Regions from separate parts of the Mus musculus genome. Here all the other regions are linked to region 2. A link is a loop called in an ENCODE intact Hi-C map of the cell type or tissue named here. Cell type or tissue: heart. All regions are shown on one strand.

Region 1 (5,000 bases), 220 kb before region 2:
CAGCACCTACATTGTGGCTCATAGCCATCCCTAACTCCAGTTCCAGGGGATCCAACATTTATACACATAAAGTAAAATTATTTGGGAAGCAGGGGCAGACATATCTCTGAGTTCAACGTCAGTCTGCTCTACATAGAGAATTCCAGGACAGCCAAGGCTACACAGAGAAACCCAATCTCAAAAAACCAAAAATAAATAAAATAAACCAAAGAAAAATTTCATAATGTGTAGACAGAATCTCTTATAGGCAACACCTGTCAATAAAAAAGCAAACGGCCAATGAGCTGAAGCAGGAAATAGGAGGTGGGACACTGGCAGGAAAAGAAAGGATTCTGGGAAATAGTGAGAGAATAAAAGGAGACACAGGGAGAGACACTGGAGGAGTCACTGAGAGAGACACCGAGAAAGACGATGCTAAGGAAGAAGCAGGCCCGAGACTGAAGGAAAACATAGAATGATTTAAATGGGTTAAATAAGTTATGTGTTAGCTATGGAATGGGCCAAAGCTTGTAGCCAAGGCATTTATTAATAAATAGTTAATGCCAGAGTCCTTATTGTTGGGAATTAAGTGGCCGGAAGAAAAAAAAAAAAGGATTCATTTTTTTTTACAGTAGTGTTCAAGGCTAGCCTGGGCTACATAGTGAGACACTGACTTAAAAGGGGGGTGGGGTTGGAGGCTGGGAAATGTTTTGCTAAGTAAAGCACAGTGACCTTAGTTTAGAACCCACATAAGAAAAAGCTGGGTGTGATTGTAAGTATTTATAGTCCCAACACTAGGGAGGAGAACCCTGGAATGGAGCACAGTGGTGCGCGCCTTTGATCCCAGCACTCCGGAGGCAGAGGCAGGTGGATGAGTTTGAGGCCAGCTTGGTTTACATAGTGAGTTCCAGGCCAGCCACCCTGTCTCAAAGAGGAAGAGGAGGGTAGAGAGCAAGAGATGACCGCTGAGGCTCTCAGGCCAGCTAGTCTAGCCTACGTGCTCAGTGCAGCCCAAGGTTGCCCTCTAGTCCACACACACACACACACACACACACTCCCCAGGCGGGATGTAGTGATACCCACTTGGGAGCTGAAAGCAGGAGAATGAAATGTTCAAAGCTATCCTCAGCTACAAAGTAACCTCAAGGCTAGCCTGGGCTACATGAGACCGTCAAACACAAACAATCGAGAAAGGAAGGGGGAGGATAAAGAAAGCACAAAAACCAGACCCAAAGTAACCAGAGGGAAATAATAAAGGAACAGGAACCAACAAAGTAGAAAGTGAAAACTAAGGCAACTACTCCTGGCTCTTTAAGATGAGTGTTTGTTGGGTTCCCCTCATGGGTCAGGCACTGAGTCACTGGGCATACGCAATAAGCACAAAGGACAAGAAAATCCCGGGTACAATCCCTTAATGCACGCCGTCACCACAACCATCCCTTCTCCCCAGCTTATCTACTAATCAACATTTCCTACTCTTTAACCTTTTTTCAGTCACCCTCTCCTCCTTTTCCTCTTCCCTCCTTTTTGATACTGGGTCCTTCCAGGCTGTCCTCGGACTAGTGATCCTCCTGCCTCAGCCCCTCGAGTGCCAGAATGACAAGTGTGTACCATCACACTCAGCTAAACTAAAACCAGGGATTGGAAGGTGGTAGTTTGGGAGAAGCATTTGGCTAACAGATGAATCTAGCCTCATAGAATAGAGTTTCTACATCTTATGTAGCTCTGGCTGGCAGGGAACTCAATCAGGTGGCCTCAAATTCACAGAGATCCACCTGCCTTTGCCTTCCAAGTGCTGTGAGAGCCATGACACCCACCAGCTCAATTTCTTAACTGCAGGGTCAATACTGGACGTGTCAGCTTCAGAGACTCAGGGCCAAGAACTAGTTTTGAAATCAAAATCTGGCTTATACAAGAATAGCCAAAGACCAAAGACTACATCTGGAAGTAAGAGGTAAGAAGATGTGGGAACTAGAGTGGTCGGAAAGGTTCAGATCCGATTTGGGGATCAGGAGCTCAAATTTATAGAGTTCAAAAAAGGTGAGACACTTGACTGTGTGAAAGCGTACCAGTCTCACAATTTAGTGTTTGGGGGTTAAGGGCCAGGAAGTCCAGCATCGGAAATCAAGAGTTAGGAACGAGACGATACGAAGTCACAGGAATCGTAGGCTAAAGGGGACTCAGGTAAGATCCCAGGGCTCAGTCTAGTAATTTAAGGTTTACTCACGTGTCCCCATCCTCAGTGACGTAGCCAAAGACTAAGGGCGCCCACGACAGCTCTGGGCCAAGCTCTGCGCCCAGACCTGGTCCTCCGGGAGCCGCTGCGTCGGGACCTAGAGAGCCCAGGCCGCTGTCGCACCATTCATCGGCATCCGCAGTTTTCCCCAAGCACGCGACCCCGGCCATGGCCCCAGCCACCTCGGGTGGCCCCCTGTGGTCGCCTGCCTGTCGCTGGGCTCTGCGATGAGCTCCAGTGCTTCCGCCCTATCGGGAATTCCCCAACACGCCCCCTCATATACCCAATCAAAATGTTTTAAATAGCTACACCCCGCCCCTGTACTGCACCACAGCCAATCAGAAAAATGAGGTGGACATTCGCTCGCTGAGTTTCCCCACATTTTCCAGACGCCCTTTATCAATATGGCCGCCGGCGCCAGGCTTTTTGGGATTTGTAGTTTGATAACATGAGAGGCACATTGTACGAAAGCGGTTATGGGGATCGCATTGCCTGCCGGGAGTTGTAGTTCTCTATCCTATCTCGGCCTCTTCTTGTTTCCGCTGCCGTCACGGGACAGAGCAGTCGGTGACAGTCCCGAGGGCCCCCACCCCGTTCCCATGGCCGAGCCGGACCGTGAGTTAGGGGCCCTGTTGGGAGGGTGGGAGGGTCGGGCCGCGCCGGGGCCTGGCTTTGGGCTGCAGGCCCCGGGGCCCGAGGGTAGGCTCGGTGGGGCGGGAGACAGGATCTACCTGAAGGGAGTGGGATTCGGAGGGGTGTTGCTAAGTGGTCCGTATTACTAGGTTGGTTGGTTTCTGGATTGTGAAATGTAAGGGTCCGATTGTCAAGTTCTTAATGATCGCATTTCTCGTACTTTGGCTGCTGAGGACCCTCGTTGCTAAGGACCAAAGTTACCACTATCCCGGTTGCTAAGGTTGTCTGTTGTTAAGGGCAACTGTAGGATGGGTTCCGGGGACCCCTGTGGCCCCTTACTATCTCATTCCTTCAGTTCTTGTGCCTCTCCTAAACCTCCTACCTTCACTGCATCTCCTCTCCCACACTCAACTCTCAGCAGAAGTATCCCTACTTACGTCTCTTGAAAAACTTAGCCCTCCCTCATTCTCTCGACTCGCACATGCTACCATATCCTGCTTAACTCTGAAACCTTCCTTCAGTCCAGTCTCGCCTGCTTTCTCCTCCTAAAGATTCCCCTCCTCAGCCTTTTCACGTCACACATACCTCCACTCTAAAATATGCCTTTTCCCATCTCCGATAGTTTTACTACCATCCCTGACTCTGAAATAATTAGGTTGGTGGGTCCTCTTGTCCTCCACCATTGTGAGCCCTTCTGCTTAACTCTTTCCCCGCACTGTAACCACGTCTGCTCCCCTCCTCCCCAGCCTCTGACCCTCTGGAGACCCAGGCAGGGAAGGTGCAGGAGGCTCAGGTGAGATGGGGAAGGGGTGGAGGGAAGGAGAGACTTGGTTCCACGTGCCGCACTGGGGGGAGGTGGCAAGGGAAGGCTTTTACCCAAGGGCCCTTGGCTTATGGCCCTGATCCCCAAGCCCATCTGGGGATTAGTACAATCTCCTGGGAGAATGGTGGCTTCTTGGGACTGTCAAGGAAAATGTATAGCCTCAACCCCTGGTTCCCTTCCATATCGTCCTCGTTTCCTACTGTTGCCCATCCCATCCTCAGCCCCTTCTGAACCTCATTTGTGCTGGACCTGAAAGAGACGGTTTTCCAGTTCAATCCGCAAACTCAGATCCTATGAGGTGGGGGAAAGGACCCTATAGGGCACGTTATAAAAGTATCGAAGCTGGGTGTGGTGCCAGCCCCCTGTAATGCCAGCACATGGGGGGGGGCAGGGGAGGGGGGAAGTGAGGTAGGAGGATGGAGAAAGGAGAGGCAGCTTGGGCCATATGGTGAGACCCAGTCTCAAAAAAGGAGGGAGGAAGGGAGAGAGCATACCCCTGGAGTACCGGGCAAACTCTGTGGGTCAGAGATTATAGAAGATTCTAGCCAAACTCTCCCCTGGTGGAACCCACAAGCTGATCTAGGAACAAGACCAAGATATAGTCACAGTGTCGTATAAGTGAAGTGATAAGGGATTTTCTTAAATGAGATCGGAGGTGGTGTTCCATGCAGGGTACAGGCCTGAGAGCACGAAGGGATAGTAGATGTTTCAGTAGTTGGGTTGCTGGCGTGGTCATTTATTGATACTCTGCCTGAATTTTAATGTACATGACTTCATTTAATCTTTGCAGCATCCCAGTGAAGGGAAGGCCTCTCATGGCTGTGTTACAGATGAGCAGCTTACTTGGTGAAAACTGTTAACCCCTGTGTTCTTTGGGTAGAAAGGAAAGGGCTTGAAACTTATGGGGAAATGGGCTCCGAAAGATGCTGCAGCTTCAGTGGAGTGTAGATGAGCCATCTCAAAGATGTTTGAAGACACGTGCCAAGGCCTCCGGTTCCCCCAGAGGCCAGGTTGTCCTCATATACTCGAGGAGTGGTTCTCAATCTTCCTAATGCTGCAACCTTTTAATGTAGCTCCAACGGTGTGGTGTCCCTCCAACCATAAAATTATTTTGTTACTACTTCATAACTGTCCTTTTGCTACTGTTATGAACTATAATGTAAATATCAGATATGTAGGATATCTGATATGGGACCCCCCCCCCAAGAGAGGGTCGCTTGATCCCTAAAGGGATTGTGTCCCACAGGTTGGGAAACAGTGTACTGGACCATGCCTACAACCACTGAATGCCAGCATGCTCATCCTATGAGACCACACTTCGAAGGGAGG
Region 2 (5,000 bases):
ATCTGACGCCCTCGTCTGGATTGTCTGAAGTCAGCTACAGTGTACTTACATATAATAAATAAATCTTTAAAAAAAAAAAAAAAAAAAGCCCAGCTACTGTTTAAAAAAAAAAAAAAAAAAAAAAAGAAAGCAGGCCTGACCTAAGCTGACTCAAGGGACCCAAGGCTAGGCCATAAGGGCTCAACAGTGATTACCTAAGCTGGGGGGTTGATGGGGCAAAGCATGTGAGCCAAGAGGCAGTGAAACTAACAAAATGAATTTTCATTTACAATAATCTGTCTAGCAACACAACTGTTTATTGACCATCTTGTATGATTTTGGAATGGATTAAAGACAAAAACAGGGCTGGTGAGATGGCTCAGTGGTTAAGAGCACCGACTGCTCTTCCAAAGGTCCTGAGTTCAAATCCCAGCAACCACGTGGTGGCTCACAACCATCCTTAACAAAATCTGATGCCCTCTTCTGGAGTGTCTGAATGTACTTACATATAATAAATAAATAAATAAATAAATAAATAAAATAAAATAAAAAAGACAAAAACAAAACAAAAACTCCTAATCTGACCTTCTAAAACACCGAAGAGAAGTCCCATCTTGCAGCTTGCCCCAGGCCCCTCTGCACCAGGTTCCCTCTCCAGAGTGGCTTCCTGCTAGGCAGCTGTTCGTATGAGGGTGGGGACAGACACTCACAGTTTCAGGACGGCCAGGTTGGCCTCCAGATCATAGGCATTCTCTTTGGCTTGTGTCTCCACATATCGCTCCAGGGTAGCCAAGTTCTCAGGATTGTACCTGGAAGAGCATCAAGATGGGTGAACAGCCTGGCACAGTGGTTACATGCCTTTCATCCCAGCACCTAGGAGGCTGAGGCAGGACAGGAGGATTGCAAGTTTGAAGCTAGTCTGCAATTAATAGTGAAAACCTGTCTCAAAAGGAAAAAGGGAGCCGAGCAGTGGTGGCGCACGCCTTTAGTCCCAGCACTTGGGAGGCAGAGGCAGGCGGATTTCTGAGTTCGAGACCAGCCTAGTCTACAGAGTGAGTTCCAGGACAGCCAGGGCTACACAGAGAAACCCTGTCTCAAAAAACAAACAAACAAACAAACAAAAAAAGGGGGGGGGAAGATAGGGAGATAACTACACAGACAGACATGAGTAAACAAAGAGAAGAACAGAGGCTAGTCCTTAGGGACCACTGTAATTTGTTAACCTGAAATCACTCTCTTCTTCCTACAGCTTTTATTCTGGCCATGGGATATTCCTCACTTTGCTATTTTCTTTTTAAATAAATCTGTAGGAAGCTTTATTACATTCATTCGATCTTAAAATAAATAAGTTAGTCCCACCCACTGGAACTACCCAGATAGCTGATCAATTAACTGTACAACATCCAGTAAATGTTTTTCCTAACATGGGCCTCTAGCTAGCCCTACTTGAGCCCCTGGTCATGTCTAGGATGCCTCCAACCTCAGTCAGTCTCTGCAGCCCGTATGTTTTCCTGAACACCTTCTCTTCGATCCCGTTCTGACCCAGTTCCATCCTCTCCTGCCTATCTCAATACGTGGCTTGACCTGACCAGGCCCTGATCGCTCCTTATTGTCACTATCTGCTGAATGGGGTTGTCGCCAGGATGGAATGGGAACCTAAGTCCAGGAACGCAGGACCGGTTCCCGTTTCCATCACCTCCGGTCCCCACTGGCCAAATAGACATCAGAAAACACTATGTAGGATGGTCCACAAGGACAGAGAAGGAAGAGACTAAAAGACACCGGGAGTCTGTGGCAGCAGAAAAGGTAAAGTTGAGGGACGGAGAGAAACTTGGAGAAACTCCATCTCTGGAGGAGCGTGGAGCCCTGGCCACCCCTGGCTGGCTCCCCGTCTTCTCCACCCCGCTTGGCCAGAGAGCGCCCTTCAGCGGAATTCAGACCTGTCGATACCCTTGAGCAACTTGCCCACGTTCGCTCTCATCTGCTCAAACATCGCCATGATCACTGTTGCCTTCGGCAGCCTCAGCTGGAGTCGAACACCAGGCACGGTGCTTAGCACTAGAGGACCGGAAGAGAGGTGTAGGAAGCGGAACCTGCGTCACACCCTCCCTCCAGCTCCTACAAGGAAGGCAAAGGGAAAGGCGCTTTCAGCACCAGCGCCGGTTGTTTTTTTTTTTTTTTTTTTTTGTCTACCACGTGATTTCCTTCCAGCAGTTGTAACTTGCGCATGCGCAATGAGCTCACTTAAAAGAGACCAATAGCGTGAGAAAAGGTTTAGTCTGCCTTACTACGCAGGCGCCAGGAGGCGGGCTAAGCTTTTCCCGGGCCGCGCAAACTTAGTACTTAAGCTTCTGACGCGCGTGCGCTGGAGTTGTACGGGGAAAGGAGACTTTATTTTCTCTACGCATGCGTAGCCTTAAGCGTTTAGCCCCGTGAAGGGTTGCTGTTTCCTTTTCTTTGAGTTTAGTCGGGTGGGAGATGCTCTCTGAAGCCCTTCTTGTCTCCGACTTGGGTGCCTGAGACAGCATCTTGTATGTATCTTCACTTCCTCGCTGGTCCCCACTCGGTTCCGTACTGCTACAGTGCTGTTAGGAGGCCGGGAAGGCAAAAGACACCTGTAGTCTCCATCGGCTCTGCGTAGGGGCTACTAACAAGTGTTCCACGTCTGCCACAGATTCCCTACACGTTTGAAGCGTTGCACAGACATGTGCCATGCGGGCAGGTGCCCTGAGCTCAGCTGTCACTTAAGTCACATGCATGTGTCACGAGTAAACAGGTCTTCTGTGAAACCTAGCCAGCTTTGTGCAGACCTGCAACCTCTGGCTTGATTCCAGATCTTCAAGAACCCAGCAGAGGTTCAACCGTAACCTATGACTCCTCCCAAAATAGAGTGTTGGGGAGAGGGTGCTAGGTCAGCCCCAGGTTGCATTTAAGAACTTTTGCATCTTATTTACATAGTGTCCTTCAGTGGGTAAAGGGGAGTCCCATGGGTCCCAAGGCGATCAAACTCTCAGAACCCAGGGGACGGGGGTGGAGCCCTCTGTGCAGCCCTCTGCACAGCCCTGCAGCTGGGGCAGGAAGCGAGAGTGGGGAGGGGGAAGGCCACAGCCCACAGAGTCAAGGCGGGCCCAGGACTTGTGTGGAGACAGAAGGTAATACCAAAGCTTGAACCCTGAGGCCCTGTTGGCCCCCTGGGCACTGGCCCAGCCCCGGCCTCCAGGAATGGCCCTTGTGGACCCCGACATTTTTAATAAGGACCCTCGAGAACACTATGATCTACTGCAACGACTGGGTGGTGGAACTTATGGAGAAGTATTCAAGGTGAGAAAGCCCTTCTGTCTCCTCCACCACAACCCTGGGATAGTTGGGGAGAGGCTGGCAAGCAGGAGTGTAAGAGAATGCCAGGCCTTGGCCTTGGTTCAGAGATGCTGAGGATGGCAAGCTATGGAGTCTGCCTGATGACCAACTTCCCCTTTACAAGGCTCGCGACAAGGTGTCTAAGGACCTGGTGGCTTTGAAGATGGTGAAGATGGAGCCTGGTGAGAGCACCCCCAGAAACTTCTTCCCCATCCCCGCCCTTTCCTTCCTGGGATACAGGGACATTTCTGTAAGCCCCCGCTTGTAGCCCACCTTCGCTCTCCGGCCCCTCCCCACAGATGATGACGTCGCCACCCTTCAGAAGGAGATTCTCATGCTGAAAACTTGCCGGCACGCCAACATCGTGGCTTACCATGGCAGTTACCTCTGGTGATGTCTTAGCCCATCCCCCAACCCCAGCCCCTTAACTCTGACCAGGTCTCCACTCCTAAACTACCATTTGTGACCCAGATACCCTAACTTGACTTCCAACCTGAGGACTTTCACTTTTAATTGGGGCATCCCAGTCTGATTCCCAATCTGAAATTCTGCCTTTCTTACTGAGTGCCTGCTAATTTTTAAGGGCTAATCTAGAACCCTCCTCGTTGTTGTAATCAAATCTCTCACTAGTCTGCTCCCTGCATCACCCATTTTTATTCTGCTTCTTTAATTTGAGCTCTCAAATTTCTTGGCTCCCAAGATAATATCTCAGCTGCCTCAATAATGGCATCTTTTCCTCAAACCCGGGATTCTTTGTCTTGTCTGCTTCGCCATGGGTTCTCTGCCCTGTCCCCTAAATTACCTTGGGGTGGCAGTGGGGTGCTCTTGGGTTGGAACCCAAAGACCTAAAAATTGCTCTGGAATACACACTTCCTGGCTATCCTCAGCCTCTGCTGTCATGGGAACAGGACACTGTGTGGTGGGCGGGGGAGTGAGATAGCCCCGGGAGGTCTCACTACCATTGTAATCCCTGCTCTCTTGACGCCCTATAGGCTGCAGAAGCTGTGGATCTGCATGGAATTCTGTGGAGCTGGTTCTCTCCAGGACATCTACCAAGGTTAGAAGGACAAGGGGACAGAGGCCCCCTTCCACCACCAGTCCACCTCTCCTGTCTCTCTCTGTGCTTGTATCCTGGAAGCTGACTTCCCAGTCTACACCATACCATCAGCCCGTGCACTTGGCTGTTGCTGGGGATCCCATGATGGCCCTGCCCTCCAGCACCTGTGGGTCTTGCCTGTCTTTTCCTGGGCAATAATCCCCTTCACTTCCATGTCTCTATCTTTGTCTGGATGTCTATATTTTCTTGCCAAAAATTATTCCTGGGTTGGGGCAGTTTTGCATTTTCTTTTTTTCTTCTTTTTTGAGATGGGCTTCTCACTATCACCCCTGGTGTTGATATTCAAGGCATTTGCTACCATGCCTGGCCTATTTCTGCATTCTCCAACTCAGATTAGTTGTTCAGATTTTCAGGTAGGCAGTCAGTAAATTTCTGGGTCTAGCCTGCAGTCCACCTTTCAGGGAAATTTGAGGGTAGGAGTCCCATAGGCCTGTCATCCCTTCTGAGTCTCTCTCTCTCTCTTTCACACACACACACACACTTTTTTTTTTTTTTTTTTTTTTTTTTTTTTTTTTTTTTTTGCTATAGTGAGTTTTGAACCTAGAGT
Region 3 (5,000 bases), 200 kb after region 2:
TAAACAAGACATGGGGTACACACCTGTAATCCCAGTCACTTGGAGGTACAGGGAGGAGTATCCAAAGTTCAAGATCGGAAGGGCTACTGCACAACTGAGTTCTCAGCCAGCTTGGGGCACATAAGGCATAGCCTCAAAGAACAAGAGCTCAGGGGCAGCTGGGGGGTGGGGGGGCTGGACAGATGGCTCGGTGGTTAAGAGCACTGACTACTCTTCCAGAGGTCCTGAGTTCAATTCCCAGCAGCCACAGGGTGGCTCACAACCATCTGTAATGGGATCTGATGCCTCTGGTATGTCTGAAGACAGTGACAGTGTACTCACATACATAAAATAAATAAATCTTAAAAACAAAACAACAACAGCTGGGTATTGTGGCCCACGCGGTTAATCCCAGCACTGGAGGCAGAGAGTCAGGCGGATCTCCAGGCCAGCCAAAGCTACACCGAAACAAACAAAACAAACAAAAACACAAAAACCCCACAACAACAACAACAAAAAAACCAGCAGGGGGCAGCACTACATATAATCTCCAGGTGTAGACAGGTGGACCACCTTGAACCCAGTCTCAAACAAAATAAAACAACCAGCACTTTGTGAAGCAAAGCAGCATCCTATTGGCTGTTGTAGACATGCCAGCTAGAGGGAAAATGAAGGGGTAACTCAGAGCCACACTGGGTACAGGGGACATAGTGTGGGACTAGATAAGGGAAAACAGATTGGATGGAGGGGCTGAAGAGATGGCTCAGCAGTTAAGAGCACTAGATGCTTGAAGAGCTCTGCACTTTCAGAAGTCCTGAGTTCAATTCCCAGCACCCATGTAGCAGCTCACAACCATCTGTAATAGGATCCCACGCATTCCTCTGGTGTTCAGACATACAAGCAGACAGAGCACCCATATACATGGAAATACACAAATAAAATCAAACTGTTTAGAAACGTACAGAACCAGACTACATAAACCCAGTCTCAAGATCTCTAATCTTCTGGCCCTCCAGCTTCTGGGGACAGAGCTGAGAACGGCAATGGTTCTCAGGCGAAGAAGGCAACGGAGGACGCCAGATACACAAGGAACTACCCACTCCTGCTCCAGTCCCCTCCCTAGAGGGCCCAACCTCACTTGTAATCAAAGTAGTAGCATTTGAGTTGGGCCATGTAGCGCTCGAAGGAGGGAATGTCTTTGCACAGGATGCTCCACTGGGCCCCGATCTCCAGAATGTCACCTGTAGGTAAGGGGACAGGGGCTCTCAGGTGGTGGCTGGAATCCCTCCTGGGATCACCACCCCAGTCATTCCTACAATGACCCCAGGCCCATCACCCTCCACCAACCCTAGTGACACTCACGGGCCAGAATGAGTTGCTGTTTAGTCAGTTTGGTCCCCGTGGTTGGCAGGAAATTGAGCTCAAGCAGAACCAACTGAGGGGGAAGGAATGAGGACGAGATTTCAAATATAGATTACTTACGTTCTCTGGACTTTTATGTTCCTACTTGGAAAAGCTTGCATGCATCCTAACCCACACAACTGCCATGAATATTAGTGGAGTCAGACCTTGTAAAGCAAACACCAAAGGGCCCAAGAACACGGAGCGTACCAATTGGATTACCTCATCTTACAAATATTAGTAACTCCACTGAGAAACACGAGGCACTTGGTGCCTGACCCAGGGGGATCATGGGGTAGGGAGACGCCCATGACCTCAATTCTTCCTGTTGCTATATTTAGCTTGTTTTAGGTTTCTCTCTTGTTTAAGACAGCATCTCCCCAGGCAGGCCAATCTAGTCTAGAACTGGAGAGCCTGGTGTGAGCCTCTCGAGTGCTAGGATTACAAGTGTGGGACATCGTGTTCAGCCATTATATGCAGGTCTGGGAAGACCTCCACCACAGTGTGCCCGAGAAGGGGTAACAAGGAATGTGGGGCATTCCTTTTCCCTCCCCCCCCAGTCCATCCCAGACACCATTCCTTAGTAAACTTGGGAACCTAACACATATTTTGTTGTTGTTTACTTATTATTATTATATATATATTTTGAGACGAAGTCTATGTAGCCCAGCCTCCTCAAACTCGCTATTGAAGACCAGACTGGCCTTCTATCCGCCTGAGTGTGTTTACAACCGAAACGTGTGCTCTTCTAGGTTCGTTTTTGGCTTCAAACTGTTCCTGTTGCCCCTCTTCACACAGGTGTTTCCTAACCTCTGCTCCCTCACAGCTTACCTGGGCTTTATTTGCCACACATTCCCTCAACGTCCCGTCACCTCAGACTTATTCTTTTCACTATCTCCCCGTTTGTCACTGATCCCACTCCTTCCTGCCTCCCTCCAAGTAACAAAGCTCGAACCATCTCATTCGATTCTGCCAGAACCAATCTTTCCATCATCACTCCCTTAACGACACCTCAGGGCCCGCTCTACCAGCCTCGATCTCCCGTCTGTCACCTTCCCCCAGGCATTAGGCATCTAGGACCCGGCGACCTCTTACCTTCAGGCGGCCCAGTTCTTCTCCACATTTACTAAGGTTCGGGTTCTTCCGGTTCCACTCGTCCTTGAGTTGCTCGTACATGCCGGCCGCTGCCTGCAGGATCCCGACCGAGGTGGCCGCGGGTCCGGAGCTCGAGACGGTGGTCGACCCGTTCACCGTAGCCGCTGTGGCCGCCATCTTCCGTGATGCGGCAAGCCGCCGACCCGACTTACGGCAGCGACGCCGGGCAATGGACTCCCGGCGGAAATGAGGCCGGGAGGTGGAGCCCAAAACTGGAGGCGGAGCTACCACTGCCAGTTTCCGCCCCCCGCGGGAGGAGCGCCGCGGCTCTCCTCGGGGTGTCTTCGCAGCCCGACCCTTAATGAACATGCCGCAGCTCCGCCTCTGCTGTCATTCAAAATGGCGAACGGAAGTCCGTTCGCTCCAACTGAAAACAATGCCCACAATGTCCCGCCCACCTGTAGTCACCATGGCCACCCTCGCTGGCTTCGGCCTGTGGAATGTCCATCTTAAGGGTACCGCCTCTACGTCAAGGGGTGGCGATGTGGAGCCATTTGGAAAACTTGTCAGGTGTCACTACATAGGCAGGCTGAGAGAGGACTAGCAGGTGAGATTTAAGATTAGGCGTTCGTGTTTATCAGAGCATCATTCTTCCACGTTTTTTTCAGACTCTTTAAAAAGATTTATTTATTCATTTTATGTATATAAGTACACTGTGGCTGTCTTCAGACACCCCAGAAGAGGGTATTTGATCCCTTTATGGATGGTTGTGAGCCACCATGTGGTTGCTGGGAATTTTAGTCAGGGCTTCTGGAAGAGCAGTCAGTGCTCTTAACCACTGAGCCATTTCTCTTATTTTCTCTTATTCCATTTTTTTCTTATTTTTGAAATTAAAATAGAATTACAGACCGAGCTTTGTGGTTCACGCTTTTAATCCCAGCACTTGGGATGCAGAGGCAGGCGGATCTCTGAGTTCCAGGCCAGCCTGGCCTACAGGCATGCGTGTGTGTGTGTGTGTGTGTGTGTGTGTGTGTGCGTGCATGTGCCCATGTTGAGGTCAGAGGACAGCTTCACAGAGTCGGCTCTCTCTTTAGATCTCATGAGGCCTGGGGATCAAACCCAGGTTGTCAGGCTTGAGAGCTCCTTTATCTGCTGTGCCATCTTGAAAATAAAAGATTCTGACATCATTCTGACAGTTAACTACAGCTGTGCTGGTACAAACCAAGCGGACGTGAGCCTTTCTGAGGACTCGGGACTGATTCTGCAAGGAGGCTTTATTAGGGTCTGAATGAGACATGAGCATTCTAGCCAACCAGAAAGTCCTGGGGAGGTGGCAGGCTGCATTCCCATGAGGAGAGGCCTAAGGGTTCATGAGGAAGAGTACAGACCAGGGACTCAGGCCACCTTTGCTCTCTTAGCTTGAACATTGTCCTCTTTGGTACCTGGTCTGGAGGGACCCTCAAAACTTCCCTCTGAGCTGTGAGAATGGAGGGTGAAGCCCCCAGAAGAGGAGGAAGATGAATAGGTCTCTGGTGCCATCATGTTGTGAATCTTCCAGCGAAATGAGACCCAGGCCTTCACTATGTGAGGCCACACGAGGCAGAACAGGATGTAGAAGACAACCAGGGCTATAAAGAAGCTGGTAGACACCTGCAAGCCCAGTACAACAGTCACAAGGGGTCGGGGTTGGGGTTGGGGTATAGTAGTAGGTGAACCCCCTGCCCACCCAGTAAGGAAGCCTTTGGCTGCCACTCACCATAACAATGAAGGAGGACCGCTTGCTGCTGAGCGGTAGCCCATGGATGTGCACTATAAAGGTGAGCTTGTAGTCACAGTATGTGCTATTGTCTACACCTCTGGTGAGGGAATGGAGTCCAGGATTGAGTTAAATGTCAAGGGACAATCTCAGCACACTGCATCCCCACCCTCAACATACACCTAGGCTTTATGCCTGGCTTACCTATTGCTCACTAACAACTTGAAGAAGAACTCAGGTGGGTAGATGCTTTGGGGGATGATGTCATAGCAAGGGGAGTTCTCCAAGCACAGCCACCTACAAGTCCAAAAGTAGACAGCTGTAGCACCTACAGTCCAGGGGAAACACTAATTTCTCCAATCTGCCTGCTGCTTGGTGACTATGGTGCTTCAGACTGAACTTGGGGCCTCATGAGAGTTAGGCAAGCATTCTACTGCTGGGCCAAGACTCAACTCATTGCAGTACTGCAGGCAAGCACCCTCCAACAGAGCCACACCTCCAGTCTCTAGTCTCAGAGAGTAAGGCTGTCTGAGCACCAGCCATCAAGCAGTCTGGCTGCTCAGTTGCTACCTGCTGCCTCCACCTGCCAACTGATCTAGATGTTGGACTAAATACCTACTGTATGCCACCTTCATCCCACAAGTACAGTCTGGACACCAGCTAAGTACAGACTCACATCTTTTCTCACTAATTCCCTCTTGTCCATTATTCAATAAACCCAGATCGAACATGGTCTTGGGTGCAGTTGGTTAATTTGCCCATTTTGAAG
Region 4 (5,000 bases), 250 kb after region 2:
GCCGCCAGCACCCGCTCCACGAAGGCATCCAGGGCGTGAGCCGCCACGCACGGGCTGTGCTGTAGCAGCTGCTCCCGCAGGGTCCCCAGTTCTGCCCGCAGCCGGGCTTCGTGAGGCCGCTCCAGCCGCGCCACAAGCAGCGCGCCCAGCGCCAGGTACCCGGCGTAGGCGGCCAGGGCGCTAGCCAGGAGCGCGCCCCGCCGCATGGTGCCCGTACAGCCCCGACACCCGCTGACGTGGCCCCCGCCGGCCCACCGCCCGAGGTCCGCTTTTAGTTCCGGGAGCTCCAGGCGCGGCCACCGACGCCCCGAAGAGGAAGAGGAAAAGGAAAAAGGGGGAGGAGCGGGGCTGGCGGAACGCCCTGACGCTGGGAAACTGAGGCACGCCCAAACACCTGGTGTAGGTACAGGGACACCGGAGGGTGGAGTTCGACGCTCCGGGATCGGGGAGTCAAATGGGATGGGAAGGGCTGCGGAGTCCTTTCCTGCCTGAAGTTCCTTGCAACTCTCCTCCTCGCGACTCCTTAACTCAGATCTGAAACTCTCCTCCGAAGTGGGAGCTTTCTGTTTGTAACCTTTTTTTTTTTTTTTTTTTTTTTCTCGAGACAGGGTTTCTCTGTGTAGCCCTGGCTGTCCTGTCTCACTCTGTAGACCAGGATGGCCTGGAACTTAGAAATCTGCCTGCCTCTGCACTGTACCCAGTGTTTGCTTGAGGCACTAAGACGTGGGATAAGTTGTGGGTGGGTGGGAGGGGCCTACGATTTCGGAATAATTGACCAGGAGTCAGGGGGCATTGTTGGAAGACCTCTGTCTCAATAAATAAACAATACATTGCTTACTTTCATGGTGGCGCACCCCTTTTATCCAGCACTCAGGAGGCAGAGGCAGCTATATTTCTGAGTTCAAGCCAGCCTGTGTACATAGTAAGTTCCAGGGCTACATAGTAGGACACAGTCTCAAGAAACACAGAACACACACAAAAATGAGCAAATAAATTTCGGATGTGGTTGTGGTGGCTTGCACATAATAACCTTAACATTTGAGCAATAGACTGGGCCATCACCGGCTCCAGGCCAACCTGGGCTACCTAGTGAATACCTGTCTCAAAAGGTGTGGTGGAGTGGCTGGAGAGAATAGCTAAGAGTATTAGTTGCTTCTGCAGATGACCTGGATATAGATATGTATATAGATATGTATATATCTATATCCAGGGTAGGGACTCCCTTTTCCTGGAGGCTGAGATGTTCCTACGTACATTAGAAAAGTTAAAGGTAGAGCAGCAAAGCCCCGTCTCAAAACAAAACAAAAACCAACAACAAACTAGTAAGTAGCCTAGGGGGTGGCTCACTTCTTTAATCCCAGCACTTGGGAGGCAGAGACAGAGGCAGATGGATCGCTCTGTGAGGGAAGCTTGCTCTACAGAGGGAGTTCCAGGTCAGCCAGGGTGACAAAGTGAGACATTGTCTCAATAGTAAATTAATAGGTAAAACTGAAAGCAGGGTTTCCCTTATTTTTCTCCTGTAGGTCCCCTCACGTCCCTCTATGACGTGGACTCAGTGCTCTCCTTACTGCTGTGTGGAGGGCAGACCAGAATCCTCCCACAACCAGACCGCAGCTCTGATACACGCAACAAGCTCTATTTATAAAACTGTGGTAATTCTTGGGACAGAGCCCAATTTAGGGCTGGCAGTCTGTAGGAAGAGATGCCTGATAATAAAAACCAGCAACAATAGCTACAATGTCCCTGGACTTAGTCAGGCGCTGTCTGTGTACATATGCCCTTTATCAAGGCCTTCATCCTCCCACACGATTCCCAGTAAACAAAGGGGAAATTAAAGCTGAAAACAGAATGTAGGAACTGGCCAGATGGATCAGTGGTTACACACACACACACACACACACACACACACACACACACACCAAGCCTAAAGACCTGAGATCAATCCCTGGAGCATGGTGAAGGTGAGAACTGATTCCTGTAAGTATCCTCAGACCTCCATTAGGCCAGTGCCCACTCTCATGCCCACACACAGATGCACGTATACACACCAAACACACACAAAATGGAGTAAGAGTGCACGTCTGTAATCTTAGGACTGAGGAGTCTGAGAGGCAGGAGGACTGGAGGCACAAGGCCATCCACCCTCAGGTACATAGTTCAAGAACAGCCTGGATCATGTGAGAACCCTGTCACAAACAAACATAGAAGGAGGCAGAACAGACAGCCATGGTGGTGCTCACTTATAATCCTAGCAGTAAAAGGAGGGAAAGGCAGGAGAATTACAAAAGTCTCAGGTCTGGAGAGACTGCTCAACAGCTAAGCGCACTTGCTACTTTTGCACAGGACCCGGGGTTCAGTTCCCATCCTCACATGGCCGCTCACACCCATCTGTAACTCATTTTCCAGAGGATCCGCCTCTTTTGACCTCTGAAGGCACCAGGCCCACATGCAGGCAAACTGTCGATCCGTACACACATAAAAACATGTATAATATCTTCTCTGAAAAGATTAAAAGCAAAAAAGAATATTGTTGAGTTCACATCATTCATGTTACAGGGCTCACTCCAGTTCCAGGGGGAATCTAGTGCCCTCTACAGACCGCTACAAGAACTGCACCCAAGTGCACATACTCCCTACATACTCTCACACACACACACAGCTTAAAAAATGAAAATAATTTTTTTAAAAGCTCAGCCTAGCCAGGCAGTGGTGGCACACGCCTTTAATCCCAGCACTTGGGAGGCAGAGGCAGGTGAATTTCTGAGTTTGAGGCCAGCCTGGTCTACAGAGTAAGTAGACCAGAGAGAGCCAGAGCTACACAGAGAAACCCTATCTCAAACAAACAAACACTGGGTGGTGGTACCACACACCTTTAATCCCAATTCTGAAAAGGCAGAAGGTTCAAGGCCAGCATGGTCTACAGAGCTAGTTCCAAGACACCCAGAGCTACACAGAGAAACTATGTCTTGAAAAACCAAAGAACAACAACAACAACAACAAAAGTTGAGTCAGTACTACTGTACAGATTTTTTTTTCCAGTATCCATCTTTTCTTTTTTTCCATTTGTGCTGGTGGGATTTGAACTCATGGCCTCATGATGCAGCACAAACAACCAACAGAGGTGTAGCCCTAGCTTTCATGTCACTGTTTCCTAACCGATACAGAAATGTAAGGATTTACCTGGGCTGTATACCGAATGAGAGGTGAGTAATGTTGTGGAATGATATTCGGGGCTGAGTATAAAGCTCAGTAGTACACCTCTTGCTCGGCTCATGTGGAACCCTAAGTTTAATCTTCAGCACCTGTAAATGAAAACAGTATTATATGTAGACATATGTGTGTGTGTGTGTATGTAACATATATGTATACATAATGATTTAAAGTCTGTGGAAGGATTACACATGTTACATACAAATACAAGCCCAATTTATCCCTGACCTCTTTGTTGTTAGTTCTTTTGTTTTCTAAGACAGGGTTTCTCTGTGTAGCCTTAGCTATCATGAAACAGGATCTGTAGACTCAGAACTCTGCCTGCCTCTGCCTCCCCAGTGCTGGGAGTAAAGGCGTGCACCACCATTGCTATACCTATCCCGCCCTGCTTTTTTCCCCTAAATTAATTTTTATTTTTATTTCATGTGCATTGGTATTTTGCCTGCATGCATGTCTGTGTGAGGCCGTTGGAGCCTTTGGAACTGGAGTCATAGACAGTTATGAGCTGCCATGTGGGTGCTGGGAACTGAACCCAGGTCCTCTGGAAGAGTAGACAGTACTCTTAACTGCTCAGCCATCTATCCAGCCCCACCCCACCCCCACCCCCTTATTTGAGACAAGGTTTCTCTGTGTAGCCCTGGCTGTCATGGAACTTGCTCTGTAGACCAGGCTGGCCTCGAACTCAGAAATCTGCCTGCCTCTGCCTCCCGAGTGCTGGGACTAAAGGCACGTGCCACCACGCCTGGCTCTCTCTCTCTCTCTCTCTTTTTTTTTTTTTTTTTTTTTTGGAGATTATTTTAAGTAGTTCACTTGAACTCAGTATAAACCTAAGGATGGTCTTGAACTTCTGAACCTCCTGCTACCACATCCCGAGTGCTGGGATTGCAGGTGTGTGCCAACACACCTAGCTGCACTATTTATATAAAAGACATGCACATTTGAGGATTCTGCAATACGCAGGGATTCAACAGACACCTATATATAGACAGATGAATATATATATATATTTTTAATTTTTTTTTTCACACAAGAGGCCTACAGCAAGCCCAAAATGTCTGCCTTATTGATTTTTTAAAAAGGTCACAGATAGATGGATTTAGACAAGAAGAAGGCTGAGAATGAGAAGTGGAGGTAGTGCCTAGGAGTCAGACTCTAACACGAAGCAAAATGATGTGGATGTATCTCAGCAAAGGACTGCATCTGACACAGGTTTCCTCCCTAAGGAGCCATTGCAGAAGAGGAAAGGGAAGCCACAGGACAGGGTCATTTGCTGACCATCTCCTTCTGGAGTGCTATCACTTCCCAGAGGCATTTCCGACTTTTTTTTGTCTTTGATAAGCAGAAAAAAGGACAGAAGGGGCCAGCCATGGGTCGTGGTGGCACACACTGTAATCCCTGGATTTGGAAGGTAGAAGCAGGAAGATCAGGGTTCAAGGATGTCTTTACCTTAATGAGTTCGAAGTCAACCTAGACTGTGTAATGCCCTTTCTCAAATCAAAAGAGGTAGGGGCATACTAAGGAAGAGAAAAAGAGACACTGAGGGACACACAGGAGGAAGTTAGTTTTCAGGGTTCTATGCTCAAAGTTGTGCTTGTGTGCATTCAACTGTGAGGGCTGTATGCACCTCTGGTGGACAGAAAGCTTGAAGGAAAAGAGCCATGTGAGAACATTTTTATGAACTTCTGGGAAATTGCCTAAAGGTACCTTCGAAGAAAGTTACCAGTTCTTCTGAACTAATATGCTGAGGGCCTCTTTTTCAATCTTTTTTTTTTTTTTAAAGATTTTATTTA
Region 5 (5,000 bases), 320 kb after region 2:
CACTGGACCATCCCCGAGACTCTTATTGGATATCCTGCTGTTGCCTAGACTCGGAGTGGTAGTGCGGTTAGTCAGGGCTTCCTGGCATGGGATTGGAACCACACCTTCCTGCTTTGGATGCTGACAGGCTCCTCCACTGTCTCCCTTCAGGGGCTCCATGCCGCAGGTGGTCTCAGGCTCCTTGGAGCTGCTCTGAAGCAGGTACTGGGCACCACAGCCATCTTCAATCACAACCATGCTTCAGGTTTTCATCTTTGATGGCAATCTGGTTCTGCAGGACCAGCTCCTCCATGTGCTCCATCAGCTCATAGATGGAGCAGACATTGGGATGGACCAACTTGAAGTGCTGACTTGGGCTGGGCTGGTGCCAAGATGGTCAGCTTGCCAAAGCCAGAGCAGGCCTGGTTTTTGTTGGTTTGTTTCTTTGGTTTTTTGTTTGTTTGTTTGTTTTTGAAACAGGGTTTCTCTGTGTAGCCCTGGCTGTCCTGGAACTCACTCTGTAGACCAGGCTGGCCTCGAACTCATAGTGATCCACCTGCCTCTGCCTCCTGAGTGCTGGGATTAAAGCTTGCTCCACCACTGCCCCGTGGTCTTAGTGCTAGGGTTGCAGGTGTGCGCCATCAGGCCTGTCCCTTGTTTACCTTGAGACCTGGTCTCATTATGTCTCCCAGGCTGGCATCTACCTTGAAATCCTCTGCCCCATCATCCTCCACCTCCCTCCATGCTGGAGCTATCCACAGCCAGCTCCTCAGCTCCATGTCTCTGTTGCAGTTTGCCAAAAGGAAACGCAGTTCTGCCTTCCACTCTTCCAGCCACAGGTCTGGGTTTCTGGGGATGCTAGACTGCAGTCACATGGGGGGGGGAGGTAGGTGGTCTAACACCTATCTGCACCCCAGGATTTCTTCCCGTTTTGTCCACTCAGCCACACTCTGATGTCCCTCTCTGTCCTCTTGTTGGTTACTTCTGTCTCTCCACCTGTTGCCACTCTCCTTTCTAGATCTGTTTGTCTTGTCAGTTTCCACTCCCTCTGCATACCAAGGCAGCCCAACTCCCAGGCCTCTCTTTTATCTGCCCATGGCCTCCAGAACATCCCCGGAAGTCATAGTTGGAATCCAACAGGCTGGACACACCAGAGGCTGGACAACATGGCCTCTCTCACATGGACTCCCAGCCCAGGCTGCCCTAGCTCAGGGGATCCCACCTCAATCTCTCCAGTTGTCCAGACACAGACCCAAGCCATCTTTGTTATTCCAAAGACTTGCTCTCTTCCGCGTAAGTGGTGTCCGTTTTGCAGAACAGGCAGAATAACATTACACCCTAGTTGCATGGAAGCAACTAGAGCCTGTAGCTATGAATGAGCAAATAATTTGGGGGCTGGGGGTGGGGGAGGCAGGTTTTTTGTAGTTTAGTCTGGTTTCCAAATTGATACGTTGCTATGTCCTGGTATCGAGAGTTGACCTGACAGGAAAGGACAGACACTTGGACACATGTGAAGAAAAGCTGGGGCCAAGTGGACTGTGGTGGAAGGAGGTCTTTACTACTCAACAACTCAGAACCTCAGCAAAGGGTGTATGTGTGGCTAGGCCTGTCTCAGGGGGAGTCTCTGTAGGTGAGCTGACTCAGGGCTTGCCAGCAGGGGGAGACGCTTAGAAGCTGTAGCTGTTAGTTTTTGCACACTGTCAACATTTGCAGGCTAAGCTTTCCATCCACTTAGCTCAGTCAATCACAGGCAGGTACCATTGCGCCTATGATGCTTGGGGCCGGGGGAGGTGGGGAACAGACCTGGTGCCCAGGCCTTGAATAGGATTGGAGGTTCAGAACTAAGTCTGTGCCTCCCTGGCAGGCCCCAATATTTGGGATGTGGCTCCTCCATCCCAAAACACAAGAACCGGCTCTGCGGGACAAAGACCGAGCCATACTGCCCTCTAGTGGCCAGTCTTTTCGGTTCTGAAGGAAGAGAAGTGACCAAGGTTGGGGGCAGAGACAGATGGAGTTTGAGGCCAGCATGGTCTACAAATCTAGTTTCAGGACAACCAGATTACACAGAGAAACCCTTCCTCAAAAAAAACAAAACAAAACAAAACAAAAACAAAATATAGATGATGATGATGATGACACTGGTTTCCAGCACTTGAGTGGCAGGATGGTGAGGCATCATGGATGAAGGAGGTGAGAATACAGGGAACTTGCTAAGTGATCAGGACACTTAGGTCAGCCAGAAACACAGAAACATATCACCTTCAGGCAGTGGGTCAGGAGCTCCTTAGGGAGGTCCCATAGAACTCTGGGATAAATATACTTACTCATATTCTGCACCTTCCAGCTTGCTATGCAACCAAAGCCGGCCTTGAATTCCTGATCCTCCTGCCTCAGCCTCTGGAGAGCTAAGATCACCCTGACCAGACCCCTACTAACCTTTCACTTCTCTCTGCCCTGAGGCTACAGCCTGGGACTAGCCACTGGGTGAAGTCCCTAATACAGCAGCCTGAACCTGCCCCCAACTTAGGCTGCCCCAGGTGTGTGACAGCACAGCTGGCCACCTTACTACTTTTCTGCCTGCTGGATTTGTCCTCAGAAATGCACACGGGACAGAGGAGTGGAGCACAAGACTAATTTGGAATTTTATTCATTTATTCAGGCAGTGAGGACAGAGCTATGAATGAAACCACAAACCTTTGGAGCCAGCATTCTTTCTCCTTTCTTTCTTCCTTTCTTCCTTTCTTCCTTCCTTCCTTCCTTCCTTCCTTCCTTCCTTCCTTCCTTCCTTCCTTCCTTCCTTCCTTCTGTGTGTGTAGCTTCGGCTGTCCTGGAACTCACTCTGTAGACTCAGAGATCTGCCCGCCTTTTGCTTCCCAAATGCTGGGATTAAAGGCACACGCCACTGCCACTGAGCACCAGTGTTCTAATGAGGGCAGGCAGACAATGGATTAACTGATTAACTGTATATATAGTATAGGTATAAAGATTCAGAAGAAGATGTATTATTAGCTCAAGATCAACATGGTCAACTCAGTGAGAGACCCTTTGTCAAATAAAAAGTAAGAAGCCAGCTAGTCAGATGGCTCAGTGGAGAAGAGCATTTCCTAGCAACCTTGTCTCTGGGACTCACACTGTTGGAGAGTGCCCCCTCCCGTGTGTGCTGTCCCTCTCTCACTTCCACTCAAGGGCCGCAGACACAGCAGGAGTGCTGACTGAGCACACCACATTCACACGTGCATACAAAAGAAATACATTAAATATTAAAAAAAAAAAGTACAACAGGTGAACTGGCAAGCCAATCATGAGCCCTGAGCTTATCCCAGGCCCCACACAGTGGGTGGGGAGTCTTGTTAGCTGTTCTCTGACATTTGGGTAATGGGATTTGGTGATGGGTGTGGCGTGCACTAAGGAAGAAGGGCACGGAGGATGAACCTTCTCAGAACACGCTGCTTTCTCTGCAGTGATCGGTAAGAGCTCATACCACTTGCATCCTTGCTCACTCCAAACTTGCCTCTTTTTTTTTTTTTTTTCATACACCTACGGTAACTTTTATTTATTTTGGTTTTTCGAGACAGGGTTTCTCTGTGTAGCCCTGACTGTCCTGGAACTCACTTTGTAGACCAGGCCAGTCTCGAACTCAGAAATTCGCCTGTCTCTGCCTCCCAAGTGCTGGGATTAAAGGCGTGCGCCACCACGCCCGGCTGTACCTTTTATTTTTAAGATTTGGTTTTAGACTTATTTCCTCTGCATTAGTGTTTTCGCACCTTGTGCGTGTCTGGTGCTCACAGAGACCAGAAGAGGATGTCAGGTCCCTGGAGCTGGAGTTTTCAGGAGAATGTGGACAGCTCAATGTGGGTGCTGGGAACCCAACCTGGGTCCTTTGGAAGAACAAGAGGCGCTCTTAATTGCTAGAATGTGAACTCCTTGAGAAGAGCAGCGACTTTGTCATTGCTGTGTCCCCAGTGCCAAGGAGAGTGCCCGCCCATAGTTGCTATGTCAATGGACAAAGACATTGATTCAACCCTTCTGTTCTGGGACAGCTTTACAAGTTAGAGCCACTCAGATAAGTAGGGACAGAAAATATAAATACTCCTTACACCCTGTGGGTCATCCACATCCCTTGGGGTGGTGGCGGTAAGGGACTAGCTGGTGGAAGAAGCCCCAGCTGGGACCCAGGCATCCCCAGAGTGGGAAGGATGCGTTAGTAGGAAGCCCAGTCCCGCCCTGTATCCCCAGCAACCAATGAGTACGCCATACTCCCAACGGCCCCTGGGACGTGTAGTCCCTACAGGGGCGCCCTCGGGCGCCGCCGCGCGCCCCTAGACTCCAGGTCCCGTCGTGCGCCGGGAGGCGCGGGGATTGGCTGAGCCACGCCCCCGGCCCGCCCCGCTTCGCTCGCGCCGCAGCCCCAAGAATGAATGAAATCGTAGCGCGCTGGGCGGCAGAGCGGGCGGCGCAGGCCGGGCTGGGCCCGCGCTCAGCGGCAGCAGCAGCGGCGCCCCGGGCCGGAGGCGGCCCAGCCGAGCGGGCCATGGCCACCGCCATTCAGAACCCGCTCAAGTCGTGAGTGTCCCTTCCCCAAGTCCGAAACCCCTCCCTCAGGAGCGGGTCCTCCCCACCGCACTCCCCCGGGCCGGGTTGGGGGACGCAGCGCGTGGATGGTATAAATGGTACTTGAGGACCCCCTTGCGTCTCACTCCCCTGCTGACCCTCCACCCCCTATTGCCCCTGGGGTTAGGTACCGGAGCCCTTCTGGATCACCGGGGCGCCTCTTCTTTGTCGCTGTCAGTGAAGGAATGTGCCGCGGGCTAGGGGGTGGTGGAGGCCGTGTCCCCACCCAGAGTGGGGGTAGGGGCTTCACTCGCCTACTCATCTCTGCTCCTCGGAGTCTTTGGGGTGCCCGACTTCCCCGGGTGGGTGGGAGGTACCAACCTTTAAGTACAGACCAGGAGCCTCACGCATCTCACCCCATTCCCCCTCATCAAAGCAGCATCCTCTTGTCGGGTCTTTCTCCGGGAACC

Evidence for each region. Hi-C counts contacts between places; a loop is a spot of excess contacts. Peaks named below come from ENCODE experiments on the same cell type or tissue, not always from the same donor. Only the 100,000 strongest peaks of a DNase experiment are listed, where the experiment ranks them.
Region 1: a loop joins it to region 2, with 4 times the contacts of the local background. A loop is called at or near these places in 4 of 42 quality-filtered maps.
Region 3: it touches region 2 in a loop (3-fold over the local background); 3 of 42 quality-filtered maps call a loop at or near these places.
Region 4: it touches region 2 in a loop (3-fold over the local background); 2 of 42 quality-filtered maps call a loop at or near these places.
Region 5: it touches region 2 in a loop (3-fold over the local background); 6 of 42 quality-filtered maps call a loop at or near these places.

The regions. Positions count from the first base shown.
Region 1 is chr7:28,764,038-28,769,037 of GRCm38, forward strand. It overlaps Nfkbib (nuclear factor of kappa light polypeptide gene enhancer in B cells inhibitor, beta), which reads right to left and starts at 2,607. Exons shown (of 6, transcript NM_001306222.1): 1 at 2,207-2,607. The coding sequence starts at 2,385. Sirt2 (sirtuin 2) reads left to right here and starts at 2,715. Exons shown (of 16, transcript NM_022432.4): 1 at 2,715-2,830; 2 at 3,595-3,641. The coding sequence starts at 2,815. In heart, a CTCF peak has its summit at 2,419; a DNase peak (open chromatin) is centred at 2,604; H3K4me3 peaks cover 2,494 bases; H3K27ac peaks cover 1,512 bases.
Region 2 is chr7:28,979,755-28,984,754 of GRCm38, forward strand. It overlaps Eif3k (eukaryotic translation initiation factor 3, subunit K), which reads right to left and starts at 2,134. Exons shown (of 8, transcript NM_028659.3): 1 at 1,920-2,134; 2 at 690-788. The coding sequence starts at 1,978. It overlaps Map4k1 (mitogen-activated protein kinase kinase kinase kinase 1), which reads left to right and starts at 3,100. Exons shown (of 32, transcript NM_008279.2): 1 at 3,100-3,300; 2 at 3,461-3,518; 3 at 3,636-3,726; 4 at 4,329-4,393. The coding sequence starts at 3,202. In heart, a CTCF peak has its summit at 2,237; DNase peaks (open chromatin) are centred at 2,247, 3,047 and 3,547; H3K4me3 peaks cover 2,838 bases; H3K27ac peaks cover 2,262 bases.
Region 3 is chr7:29,177,802-29,182,801 of GRCm38, forward strand. It overlaps Psmd8 (proteasome (prosome, macropain) 26S subunit, non-ATPase, 8), which reads right to left and starts at 2,872. Exons shown (of 7, transcript NM_026545.3): 1 at 2,476-2,872; 2 at 1,342-1,414; 3 at 1,118-1,220. The coding sequence starts at 2,844. Catsperg1 (cation channel sperm associated auxiliary subunit gamma 1) reads right to left here. Exons shown (of 28, transcript NM_001368407.1): 26 at 4,436-4,528; 27 at 4,232-4,331; 28 at 3,731-4,125. The coding sequence ends at 3,871. In heart, CTCF peaks have their summits at 527 (motif pointing right) and 3,014; DNase peaks (open chromatin) are centred at 1,700 and 2,860; H3K4me3 peaks cover 2,443 bases; H3K27ac peaks cover 1,674 bases.
Region 4 is chr7:29,232,278-29,237,277 of GRCm38, forward strand. Kcnk6 (potassium inwardly-rectifying channel, subfamily K, member 6) reads right to left here and starts at 245. Exons shown (of 3, transcript NM_001033525.3): 1 at 1-245. The coding sequence starts at 206. In heart, a CTCF peak has its summit at 2,602 (motif pointing left); DNase peaks (open chromatin) are centred at 304 and 1,634; H3K4me3 peaks cover 833 bases; H3K27ac peaks cover 999 bases; H3K27me3 peaks cover 456 bases.
Region 5 is chr7:29,299,571-29,304,570 of GRCm38, forward strand. It overlaps a transcript of Dpf1 not described here. Among named protein-coding and RNA genes, the nearest start is that of Dpf1, 5.9 kb to the right of the region's middle. In heart, CTCF peaks have their summits at 1,923 (motif pointing left) and 2,132; DNase peaks (open chromatin) are centred at 4,281 and 4,911; H3K4me3 peaks cover 1,236 bases; H3K27ac peaks cover 790 bases; H3K27me3 peaks cover 3,225 bases.